Regions from separate parts of the Homo sapiens genome. Here regions 1 and 2 are each linked to region 3. Evidence: chromatin contacts called from ENCODE Hi-C or POLR2A ChIA-PET data. All regions are on one chromosome and are shown on one strand. The core of a region is the stretch at or near the end of the contact, and the rest is flanking DNA. Distances in the headings are between cores, read along the strand shown.

Region 1 (3,629 bases), core at 867-3,366, 900 kb after region 3:
CTCTACCACTTACTACCCATATAACCTTGGATATATTACTTAACACCCCAGTGTCCTCAATTTCTGCCCACCTCGGCCTCCCAAAGTGCTGGGATTACAGGCGTTAGCCACCGCACCCGGCCTTTTTTTTTTTTTTTTTTTTTTTTTTGCTTTTTTTTGAGATGGAGTCTTGCTCTGTCCCCCAAGGTGGAGTGCAGTGGCATGATCCTGGCTCACTGCAACCTCTGTCTCCTGGGTTCATGCAATTCTCCTACCTCAGCCTCCCCAGTAGCTGGGACTACAGGAGCCCGCCACCACGCCCGGCTAATTTTTGTATTTTTAGTAGAGACGGGGTTTCGCCATGTTGGCCAGGCTGGTCTCGAACTATGGACCTCTGGTGATCAGCCTTCCTCAGCTTCCCAAAGTGCTGGGATTACAGGCATATGCCACAGCACCCGGCTCTCAATTTTAAACTCAGAATATGGCCGGGCGCGGTGGCTCACGCCTGTAGTCCCAGCACTCTGGGAGGCCGAGGCGGGTGGATCACCTGAGGCCAGGAGTTTGAGACCAGCCTGGTCAATATGGCGAAACCCTGCCTCTACAAAAAAAAATAACAAAAATTAGGGCCCGGCACAGTGGCTCACGCCTTTAATTCCAGCACTCTGGGAAGCCAAGGTGGGCGGATCACGAGGTCAAGAATTTGAGACCAGTCTGACCAACATGGAGAAACCCGTCTCTACTAAAAATACAAAAATTACCCAGGCGTGGTGGCGCATGTCTGTAGTTCTAGCTACTCGGGAGGCTGAGGTTGGAGAATCACTTGAACCCAGGAAACGGAGGCTGCAGTGAGCCGAGATCGTGCCACTGTACTCCAGTCTGGGCAACAGAGCAAGACTCCCTCAAAAAACAAACAAACAAACAAACAAACACCTCAGAATAATAGGGTTCCTTCCTTATGGGACTGTAATGAGGATTGAACAAGACAGTCTATGTAAAGAAAATAGACAAATGCCTGGGACGTTACAAGCATGTAATCACTCAAAGATGTTAGCCATTATTGTTATTAGCAAGTCACCTAAAAGATCTCAGCGGCTCAGAAATCAAAATTTGCCAAACACCCTATTTCTAGTTCAATCTACACAATCAAGTTCGTATCCAAGGTGTCTTGGCCAGACCTGGTTAGGTCTCCCTCCCTGCCTGGGGCCCCCCAACCGACTTACCTGGGCTAGCTGGTCCTCAGCCAAGACCGTCCCTCGCTCCTTATACTTGGCCTGTCAGACAAAGAGACCAGCATAAGTTAAGAGAGTGGGCGCTGGAGGCCAGGCGCGGTGGCTCACGCCTGTAATCCCAGAACTTTGGGACGCCGAGGCGGGCGGATCACGAGGTCAGGAGATCGAGCCATCCTGGCTAACACAGTGAAACCCCGTCTCTACTAAAAATACAAAAAAATAGCCGGACGTGGTGGTGGGCGCCTGTAGTCCCAGCTACTCAGGAGGCTGAGGCAGGAGAACGGCGTGAACCCTGGAGGTGGAGGTTGCAGTGAGCCGAGATCGCGCCACTGCACTCCAACCTGGGCGACAGAGCAAGACTCTGTCTCAAAAAACAAAACAAAACAAAAAAACACAGAGTGGGCGCTGGGTTCCCCCATTTGTGCTGCCACAGCTTTGGGATGAAAAGAGGAGGATCTCTGTAAATTGTTTTCTTAGGGAGAAGGATAGGGTGAAGGAGTAGAATCGACGACTGTAGATTTGTGAGTAGAATCCCATTTGTAGTTAAACTTGGGTAAATGGGAGAAAGGGCTGGGCATCTGGGAACGCTGCCAATCCACCGGAAGCTGGAGAAATTCTGTGTCCCGGGGCCGAGAAGCCAGTCTCAGATTCTGTTGGGAGGTGATTAACGGGTAGGACACTGCTCCGGGACAATTCAGTCTCGCACGGGTCAGGGGCAGGTTGTGGGTCGGCCTTCTTCCTGCTCACCTCTGCAAGTTTCTTCTTGGCGATGGCGCCAGCTCCCACCCCGCGGCGGTGCATCCCCACCCTGGGCCCGCGGGCCGCCCGGCTGCCGGGACCCCGGGTCTCCACGTCCCGGACTCCGCCGCCGGCTCCCCAAGGCGGAAGCCCGAGCCGCGCGTCATCTGCACGCGCCGGAAGCCACGAGCCGCATTTCCTGCCGCGAGGCTGAGTGTCTCCAGTTCCTACCGGCCCGGCGACCCCGCCTTTAGCTAGTGGCCAAGATTCGCAAAGCCTCGCGGCGAGGAAAGCACGAGTATTCAAGCGCGGCTGAGGCCCTCCTTGGCTAGTGCTGGGACATGGAGCCCCGGCAGCCAAGGCCAACCTTGTGCATTCCACCCACGTAGGCGCCTGGGGCCCTGGTCTTCCTCGACTGCCTCTCCACTGCCTGGAGGTCATCAAATGCCCCTGGACCACCTCCTACGTGCCACACGCTGTGTTGGCCATCCAAGGTTCCATATTGAGCATAAAACAGCCCTCTGCCCTAAAGGAGTTAACCTGTTGGAATCACATACAAAGGATTCTGACTACCAAGCGCCTTGAAGTTAAGTTGAACTCTGAAGACAGATTGCCTGGCTACAAAGCTCAGTTCCACTACATATGGTCCAGGAACTTAAGACAAATTATTTTAATGTCTTTATGTTTCACTATCCGCTGTAGTGAAATAGAATAATACCTACTCATGGCCTGACGCGGTGGCTCAAGCCTGTAATCCCAGCACTTCGGGAGGCTGAGGCGGGCGGATCACCTGAAGTTAGGAGTTCGAGACCAGCCTGGTCAACAAGACGAAACCCCGTCTCTACTACAAATACAAAAAAATTAGCAGGGCGTGGTGGTGCGCATCTAATCCCAGGTACTCGGGAGGCTGAAGCAGAAGAATCGCTTGAACCCAGGAGGCGGAGGTTGCAGTTAACCAGGATCGCGCCATTGCACTCCAGCATGGGCAACAAGAGCGAGACTCCGTCTCAAAAAAAAAAAAAAAAAAAAAAAAGCAGTAAATTATATAGTGCAATGCCTGGCACACAAATAAATATCATTTATGATTGTTATTCATTGTTTGAGATAAAATCAGTCATCTGTAGCCGGGCGCGGTAGCTCACACCTGTAATCCCAGTACTTTGGGAGGCCGAGGCGGGTGGATCACGAGGTCAGGAGTTCAAGACCAACCCGGCCAAGATGGTGAAACTCCGTCTCTACTAAAAATACAAAAAATTAGCCGGGCGTGGTGGCTGGTGCCTGTAATCCTAGCTGCTCGGGAGGCTGTAGCAGAGAATTCCTTGAACCTGGGAGGTAGAGGTTGCAGTGAGCAGAGATCTTGCCAATGCACTCCAACCTCGGTGACAGAGTGACTCCATCTCAAAAAAAAAAAAAAAGGAAAAAAACGAAAAAGACCCAGGTTCCTTAAGCGAACCAGGAGGTGGTAGTTAGGCTTCTCCACATGGAAACCCCTTAGTTTCACTGGCCATGGCCAAAAACCTGCAGTTGCTTCCATGTTTGGGCGCTGCCCACCAACGGTCCTGGGTTGGAAAGGAAGACAGAGAGAGGGAGAGATTCCCCTTTATGGAGTAGAAAGGAAAAGGAAAAAGGGGGAAAATAAATCCCAAACTTTGGGCTTACATTTTCCTCCTGGCTGGCTCGCCA
Region 2 (3,672 bases), core at 1,103-3,602, 670 kb after region 3:
CGAGTAGTGCGGGTGTGTGCCCGCCTGGATGAGGGTAAGGCGATCAGCCTCTGAGTGGGCAAGGGGACGTCTGATTACTGCCCAGGCTTCGCCTGGGGGTCCAGGACCCTGTGAGATGCCCCTGCTCTCTGCCTGGCCAGCTCTAGCTCACCCGGAGTAAGGATCCGCACCGTCCTTCTATCCACCGCGACCTGCATTTTCTGGCCTCCTCCGAGTTTTGTTCACATCTTCCCTCCCGGATTTGATATTCCAAGCATCTTCTCCAGGGAAGACTCCCAGAAGCCTTGCTTGTCTGTGTGTGTGTGTATCTTTCTCTTTCCCTGTTCCCCGTCCTGTTCCCCATTTGTTCTGATTGTAGTCATTTGGTCATGGAATAAAATCCTCTGGCCTCAGGTCACATATGGGGAAGCTGCAGACCCAAGATTTACCAGCATAGGAGTCAGGCCTGGTGGGAAGGGAGAGCATATTTCCAACTCTTTCCTCCTGTCTTCCACCCCTAGTGGAAGATTTTGCATACTCAATTAATGAGTAGTTGGTTGACAAAAATGTCCACACGTGTTTAATCCCCTGTTTGCATATATGCAGATCTGTCCAGTGCCTGAGGAGGGGCTGGGTCTAGGGTGTTTGGGTGCACCTGTGTGATCTCAGCTGGGTGACTCCGGATGGAAGCAGGTGCTTGTTAGTGTCTGAAGGGCCTTGCAGGGAGAGGTATGTTGACAATAGAGGAGTCCCTGGGCTTTCTATTTTTTCAGTTGGTGGTAGAGGTTAAGCGCTCCTGTTTTGGGACCCAGATCAAGTAACTTACCCTCTTAGTTTCAATTTCTTTAGGTTATAAAGTGCTCACTCAATTGTGGGTTTTGTCATTATGGGAGGGGGAACTGGCAGGGAAGGAGCCAGCTGTGGGGAGAAGAGAGTTAGGTGAGTCCTGAGTGTTTTTGTGGATTACTGTGCCCACCCCAAGACCAATGACTTGGCAATATCAGTGGTTGGCTGAAGATGTGAGCATGTGGTCCCCAGCCTGCTTCTGTACTGGACCCAGAGCCCCTGTGCGCACACATGCCTGCTGTGGCATTGATCCCACACTTGGCAAGGCAGAGCTTCTGAGAGGGTGCAGGAAAGGGAATAAGGAAGCCAGGGGCCCAGAGAAAAAGGTGCAATTATTATTATTATTATTATTTGTCACAGAGTCTCACTCTGTCACATAGGCTGGAGTGCAATGGCATAATCTCAGCTCACTGCAACCTCCACCTCCCAGGTTCGAGCAATTCTTGTGCTTCAGCCTCTTGAGTAGCTGGAATTACAGGTGTGAGCCACCATGCCCAGCTAATTGTTGTATTTTTAGTAGAGACAGTTTTCACTATGTTGGCCAGGCTGATCTCAAACTCTTGGCCTCAAGTTATCTGCCCACTTCAGCCTCCCAAAGTGCTGGGATTACAGCCATGAGCCACTATGCCTGGCCCGTTTTTATTTTTTTAAGGCCCAGAGCTTTTGCCTTAAGGATGAGTTAGTTTAAAAAAGAAAAATTGTTATAATCACAGTTAACTTTCACCCAGTTTCCTTTTTTAAAAAAATTTTATTGTATAAATAGAGACAGCGTCTTGCTACATTGCCCAGGCTGGTCTGGAACTCCTGTGCTCAAGGAATCTTCCTGCCTCGGCCTCCCGAAATTCCAGAATTACAGGCTGAGCCATCACTCCTGGTCTCGCCCAGTAGATGTTTCAAAGTAGATGTTTTCTAAAATATTTTACAATATTTACAAATTTTAAATAATAATAACGTTATCAATATTAATTTTGCTTATGCCAGGACTCCATCCCATTGGAGACAAACATTAAGTCTTATGGCAGACCTTACAGCGGGTGCTAGTTCCCACTCCCAAGCCTCTCCCCCGCCTAGGTCCTGCAGGTCCCGCGTGCTGCGAAACATTTTCTTTGTCCCTTTCTGCCCAGGGCGGCTGCCGGTCTCTCCAGGAACCGCGAGTAGGTGCTCCCGCCAGGTGGTATCGGTGAAAGCCTGCTGCTCACCCTTCCCTTGTTTCCCAAAACTTCTGAAGGCTCCCAAATTCCTGGGAGACCCTCTCCCAGGGCCTCCTGATGCAGCTACCATACTGAGCGATCCGTCGATAACGCCCTTGGCCCACCGATCAGTTTACCTTATTAGAGAGAAAAGCACTCTTGGAGGTAGTAAGATGGGCCGGTCCTTGATCTGAGAAATGGGCGCACAACATCGCTGTTCTCTCTGCAAAGGTGGGGACCAGAATCCAGCTTGCCTGACCTTGCAAGCAAGCATCGGCCTAAAGGTTTCAGCCTCCCAGTGGCGCTCTGTTTGCACGCCTTAGGCTAGGAGAGGAAGGACGGGAGCACAGCACTGGGTGCCCCTCTCCCTGTAGAGTCTGGGGCGGGGCTCAGTAAGAAGGCCTGCGGTTGGTGGCTCCCCACCTCATAGCTGCAAGTAGGGGCGAAAGCTGGAGTGTCTCCTCCCAGCAGCCTCCTCGCCTCCCCGCAAACCTCCGAATCTCCCTGGACCTCCTGGTTGCTGTGGCCCTTCCTCCCCTGATTGGCTTCCTCCCTCTTTCCCAAGGCCAGAGAAGTCCTCTCTTCCCCTCACCTTCCTCCCTCTTCCCATAAAACTTTTAGGAAAATGGGGGCGGGGGCGGTGGAGACCACCAGCCTGGAACTTCAAGTTCAATGGCAAAGTCCCTGACCCTCCCCCCAGGCTGGGCGCCAGCATTATTCTAGGGGCGATTAAACTCTTTTGCTGCCCCCTGTGCACCTCCCAGTTCGGGGGCAGTTTAGGGGAGGAGAGAAGGTAATGGTGGAATTCTTTCCCTCACTCTCCCCCGACCACTTCGTCCCCTCCCCCTCATCCCCTCTACACAGAACTAACTGGTAGGGAGAGAGGAAGAAAGGCTGGCATCGGTTCCTCATTGGATGTTTTAAATCTGTCTCAGGCCCAGGCCAGTGCCTGGGGGGAGGGGCGGGGTGTCCTGCTTTTGGGCTAGAGGCCCGGGGCCGCTCCCGAGCTTTCTCCCCTCTTCCCTGGAGAGCGACTGTTCGGGAGGGTGAGAATGGTATAAATTTCAAAAACAACGAAACCTTCTTTTGCCCCCTCCGCAGCAGTCGCCTCCGGGCTTTATTGCAAGTTTACGGTAACGAGTTCATCTATTTAATTCGCGGTTGCAGCTCGGGGATTTCTATTAGACAGGACGGGTTGGGGCCGGGGGGCACAGGGTCTCCCCTGAAGGAAACCCAATTAGAGTGCAGCACTTAGCACCTTCAATATAACTTTAATGAAGGGGGGGAGGGGAGCTGCAGGGAAGAGAAGTTTGCTCTAGGTTGGGGAAGGAAAGCTGGAGCTGCTCCCGAGAACTGGGGGGCCTGGATGAGGCTTTTTCCTGCTTCGAGGGCTTTCCAGCTTCCGGCCCGGGAACTACTATTTGGAGTAGGGATCGCCTGCAGGGAAGGCGGGGCGGATTCTCGGCTGGCGGCGGCCTCGCAGGGTTCCCGGAAGCGCTAGCCAGCCGGAGTAAAACCCGAAAGATGGAGCCTCAGGTTCGCGCTCTGCGTTGCGGGTGCTGGAACCGAGATTCAAAAAGAGCTTCCGGAGGTAGTTTCTACGCATTGCGCCACTACTCCCTTATTCGGCTTCTGGAGGCCTAATAAAATCCACTTG
Region 3 (3,674 bases), core at 86-2,585:
CTCAGAAGTTTTTTTAAGAATTCCATGAGTGGTTTGCTGGTGTACGTTTATTATATGCAGTGAAAGTACTTAATCTGCAAACCACCCCAAATTAAGCCCCTAACTCGCAAGCACAAAATGGACTCGATTATTTACTGAGTTATCAGTTGGCCTTGTCCTTAGTTGTACAGGGACTAATGACTCACCTATAAATAATGGGCTCTTCTAAGAAGACACAGTTGAGTTGACACCTCTTTGTCCTATAGCTGGGAGGAACGCATTGCAAACGCCAACCCAATGATTCCCTAAATGGGGTCTTCGCATCAGCTGCGTTAAAATCACCCCAGCAGGCAGGTTATCCGGCCGCCACTCCAGGGTCATTAAATCAGACTCTCCAGTGGGACCTCGGAATTCGTAGCTTAGCAAGCTCCCCAAGTGATGCTGGGAGTAAACTAACGTTTGAGAGTCACAAACATGTTTTGGCAATATAACCAGATGGGACTGGAGAAATTAAAAAATGAGAAACATCCCTAAAAAAGCAAGACTAAGCTGCGTGGGAGGCCAAACGAGGGGGGTCCTTTGGGCTGTTTCTACCATGACAAAAATCGCCATTACCCCACACCTCTCACACCGCCAACGTTCCGCCAACGTTCCGCCAACGTCCCACCACCCTCATGATATCCGTCCGCGGTACTGCTCCAGCGAAGGTACCCTTGCCTGGGCCATGAGGCGCAACCGTCCCTCACAGCTGGGGTGGCTTCTCCAGGTTCGCACCGAGGGGAAGTTGGGGTACCGGTTTCCGCCGCCAGCACCCAAGATGGCGGCACGAGCGTCGCAACCACAAGAACCACATGCTTCGTGTCCCGCCTCAGCATTCTCGGGTCTCACTAGACTTTTGCAAGTCACTGTGGGAACCCTCAAGGCGAGGGTGTTCCGCACTCTGGCGGCGATACACCTTCCTATTCCCTGACCTAGGCCTTCATTCCCCCGCCACAGAAAGCGCTGGAAGCGCCCAACCTGGATACTTCACCCAACGCCCAAGCCCACTAACATCGCCCGCCGCGAAGGCGCGGCCGAGGGGCCCAGAATGCCAGACACTAGGGCCTTCGCCCTCCTCATTGGTGGGTCCATACCGCGGGGCGGGCCTAGGTACTCATTGGGCCGGGAATTATGTCAGTCTTGGGAAATCAGGTCCGGGGATGAGGAGGTACACTCAGCCATTGGGCCCTCTCTGCTGCCAATCAGAGGGACATCCGTCGACGGCCCCGGCCTCGGCTCGTTGATTGGAGAAACTGTTCCTAGGGTGTTTGCGGCGGGCGGGTTTCCGAGTGCGGTAGCAGGAGGGGGCGGGGAGGTAAGCGGAGGCTCCGAGCTCTAGGCCGGCCGGCGGTGGCGGCGGCGAGGCCGGGACTCGGGCTTAGGGCCTGCTGTGGAGGCAGCGGCGGACGCCGAGCTAAGCAGTGGGTATCGGGCACATTCCTTTCCCAGAAGGGAGGGTTGCAGCGCCGCGGGGCCGAGGCTTATGGGGCGACGGGATGGTGCTGAGGTGCAGGAGGCGGGGGCCGAGCGGGGTTCCCGCCAGAGCCCGGCCCTGGGCCTGACAGGGAGGGGCCCCGCGCGGGGCCGAGAGGAAAGCTGGCTCCGGGGTGGGATGGACTGGGCAGGGTTGAGGGCACGAGAAGGCGTGGTGTGAGGCCTGGACTTGGGAGTGGGGTGGGGCCATCGGGACGGAGGGCGGGGTGGGGTTTGCTGTAAGGGTGGGTCAAGGCCAGGGAAGTAGCACTTGTTCGCTGGCCGCCCCTGGAGGCTAGAAGCTCCGGCGCCGAGAGTGGGCATGGCGACTTGGTCTCAGCCGGACTCGGGTATCCGGGCAGGGTGGGACCAGCCTCAGGCTATGGGCCCTGCACCTACTTGATTTTTAAGGGACTTTGTCCGGTTCCTCGAACTTAATTGGCTCCTGGGAGGTTTTAGTAATAAATTGCGTGAGAACGGGAGGGTAGCGTAAGCAGGAATTCTGGGTCGCAATTGTGTTTACTCTGACCAGAGAGAGGGAGTGTGAGTGTGTGTGTGTGCGCACGTTCGTGTGTGTACGTATAGCTCGCTCTCCCCCTGTAGAATGAAGTTGGTAGATGGGTCACAACGCAGGAGAGGAGAGGCGGTATGTCTTGGTTTGTGACATTAATGGAAGCTCAAAAGTGGAGACCAGAAACAGATTTACTTCCTCTGCACTGGGCAGTCTGGCTAGAGAACGTGGCCATATCCTTCTGCTTTGGCTCAGAAGGTCATATGAATGAAAATAAAACCTGCCTATGCAAATTCTGGACGGAATAGTCCTGCGTAGTAGGGCCCCCACCATCCCTCTCCTTTTTTTCTTTCCTTTTCTTTTCTTTCTTTTTTTTCTTTTTTTGAGACGGAGTTTTGCTCTTGTTGCCCAGGCTGGAGTGCAGTGGCGCGATATCGGCCCACCACAACCTCCGTTTCCTGGGTTCAAGCGATTCTCCTGTCTCAGCCTCCCGAGTAGCTGGGATTACAGGCATGCGCCACCACGCCCGGCTAATTTTTGTATTTTTAGTTGAGATGGGGTTTCTCCATGTTGTTCAGGCTGGTCTCAAACTCCCGACCTCGGGTGATCCGCCCTCCTCGGCCTCCCGAAGTGCTGGGATTACAGGCGTCGGCCCTTTTCCTTTTTTTTCTTTTGTAAGTTGTGAGGATAGGAAAGGGAAATCAGATTTCAAAGTTCAGAAAACAAAAGGCATTCTTCTTCTGGGTGAAGTGGTGGCCTGAACATTGTCCTTTTGTCCTTCCACACTCTCACTGTTTAATAATCTTGCCTTTTTGAACTGAGAAAAGACAACTGTTATGGGTGGTTTTCTCCCGAGGGGTGAAAATCCAGCTTTACTTTTAAGACAGGAAATGGGCTTCTCATGTGAAAATAGAAGCTGGGTAATGCGCCTGTAGTGGGGGAGGAGGGCTGGTAAATAAAACAAAGGTGTAAGATATTTTGGATGACCTGGTTATTGTCTGCTTATTCAAACCAAGCTACATTTTAGGATATTGCACATTTAATATTCAGTAACTGAGATCATTCGTGATCAGTAGCTTTCTTTGATAGTTCTTCTATGATCGGTTGCTATATTTTGGGTTTTTTTTCTGAGAGTGTAAGTAGTCCTTTCTTCCTGTAAAAGTGGCCTTTAGGCCAGGCACAGTGGCTCACGCCTGTGATCCCAGCACTTTGGGGGGCCGAGGCGGGCAGATCACCTGAGGTCAGGAGCTTGAGACCAGCCTGGCCAACATAGTGAAACCCCATCTCTACTAAAAATACAAAAATTAGCAGGGCGTGGTGGCAGGCGCCTGTAATCCCAGATACTTGGGAGGCTGAGGCAGGAGAATCGCTTGAATGCAGAAGGTGGAGGTTGCAGTGAGCACAGATCACGCCACTGCACTCTAGCCTGGGCGACAGAGTGAGACTCTGTCTCAAAAAAAAAAAAAGTGAAAGTGTCCTTTGAATGTGTTTTCTACCTTCTACTGTGAAGGTTTTCCTACCCTGATCATGATGTGAAAAGTATGGAATCTTATCCTGTTGCTTTTGTGATTCCCATTTCAGGTTTCTCTGGAAACCCCCCTGGTAAGTGTGGAGGAGGCGGGACACTCTGACCCAAGACGAAAGGCCTGTAGCTCCAGCCAAAGAAAATAAA

What was found. Hi-C counts contacts between places; a loop is a spot of excess contacts on that map. ChIA-PET counts read pairs that join two places held with the same protein, here RNA polymerase II (POLR2A). Pooled maps may share reads with other maps.
Region 1: a loop to region 3 is called in a pooled map, with 7 times the contacts of the local background. The contact joins the promoter of SNF8 here to the promoter of NFE2L1 in region 3. A Hi-C loop is called at or near these places in 7 of 50 pooled maps. POLR2A ChIA-PET finds 5 or more read pairs at or near these places in 3 of 52 experiments (Caco-2, endothelial cell of umbilical vein and naive thymus-derived CD8-positive, alpha-beta T cell).
Region 2: a map of breast epithelium shows a loop between it and region 3 (12-fold over the local background). The contact joins the promoter of PRAC1 here to the promoter of NFE2L1 in region 3. A Hi-C loop is called at or near these places in 1 of 168 maps with a recorded cell type or tissue (breast epithelium). POLR2A ChIA-PET finds 5 or more read pairs at or near these places in 2 of 52 experiments (A673 and endothelial cell of umbilical vein).

What each region holds. Positions count from the first base shown.
Region 1 is chr17:48,942,726-48,946,354 of GRCh38, forward strand. SNF8 (SNF8 subunit of ESCRT-II) reads right to left here and starts at 2,117. Exons shown (of 8, transcript NM_007241.4): 1 at 1,956-2,117; 2 at 1,200-1,250. The coding sequence starts at 2,009. RefSeq lists a silencer at 1,830-2,059.
Region 2 is chr17:48,720,166-48,723,837 of GRCh38, forward strand. It overlaps PRAC1 (PRAC1 small nuclear protein), which reads right to left and starts at 2,353. Exons shown (of 2, transcript NM_032391.3): 1 at 2,153-2,353; 2 at 1,554-1,734. The coding sequence starts at 2,227. The coding sequence ends at 1,636. It overlaps PRAC2 (PRAC2 small nuclear protein), which reads left to right and starts at 3,020. Exons shown (of 2, transcript NM_001282275.2): 1 at 3,020-3,148. RefSeq lists enhancers at 2,299-2,813, 2,814-3,329.
Region 3 is chr17:48,047,024-48,050,697 of GRCh38, forward strand. NFE2L1 (NFE2 like bZIP transcription factor 1) reads left to right here and starts at 1,336. Exons shown (of 6, transcript NM_003204.3): 1 at 1,336-1,439; 2 at 3,584-3,674. It overlaps NFE2L1-DT (NFE2L1 divergent transcript), which reads right to left and starts at 1,030. Exons shown (of 2, transcript NR_170231.1): 1 at 602-1,030. It also overlaps a transcript of COPZ2 not described here. RefSeq lists enhancers at 108-711, 556-745, 712-1,313, 816-1,055, 1,314-1,915 and a silencer at 1,466-1,745.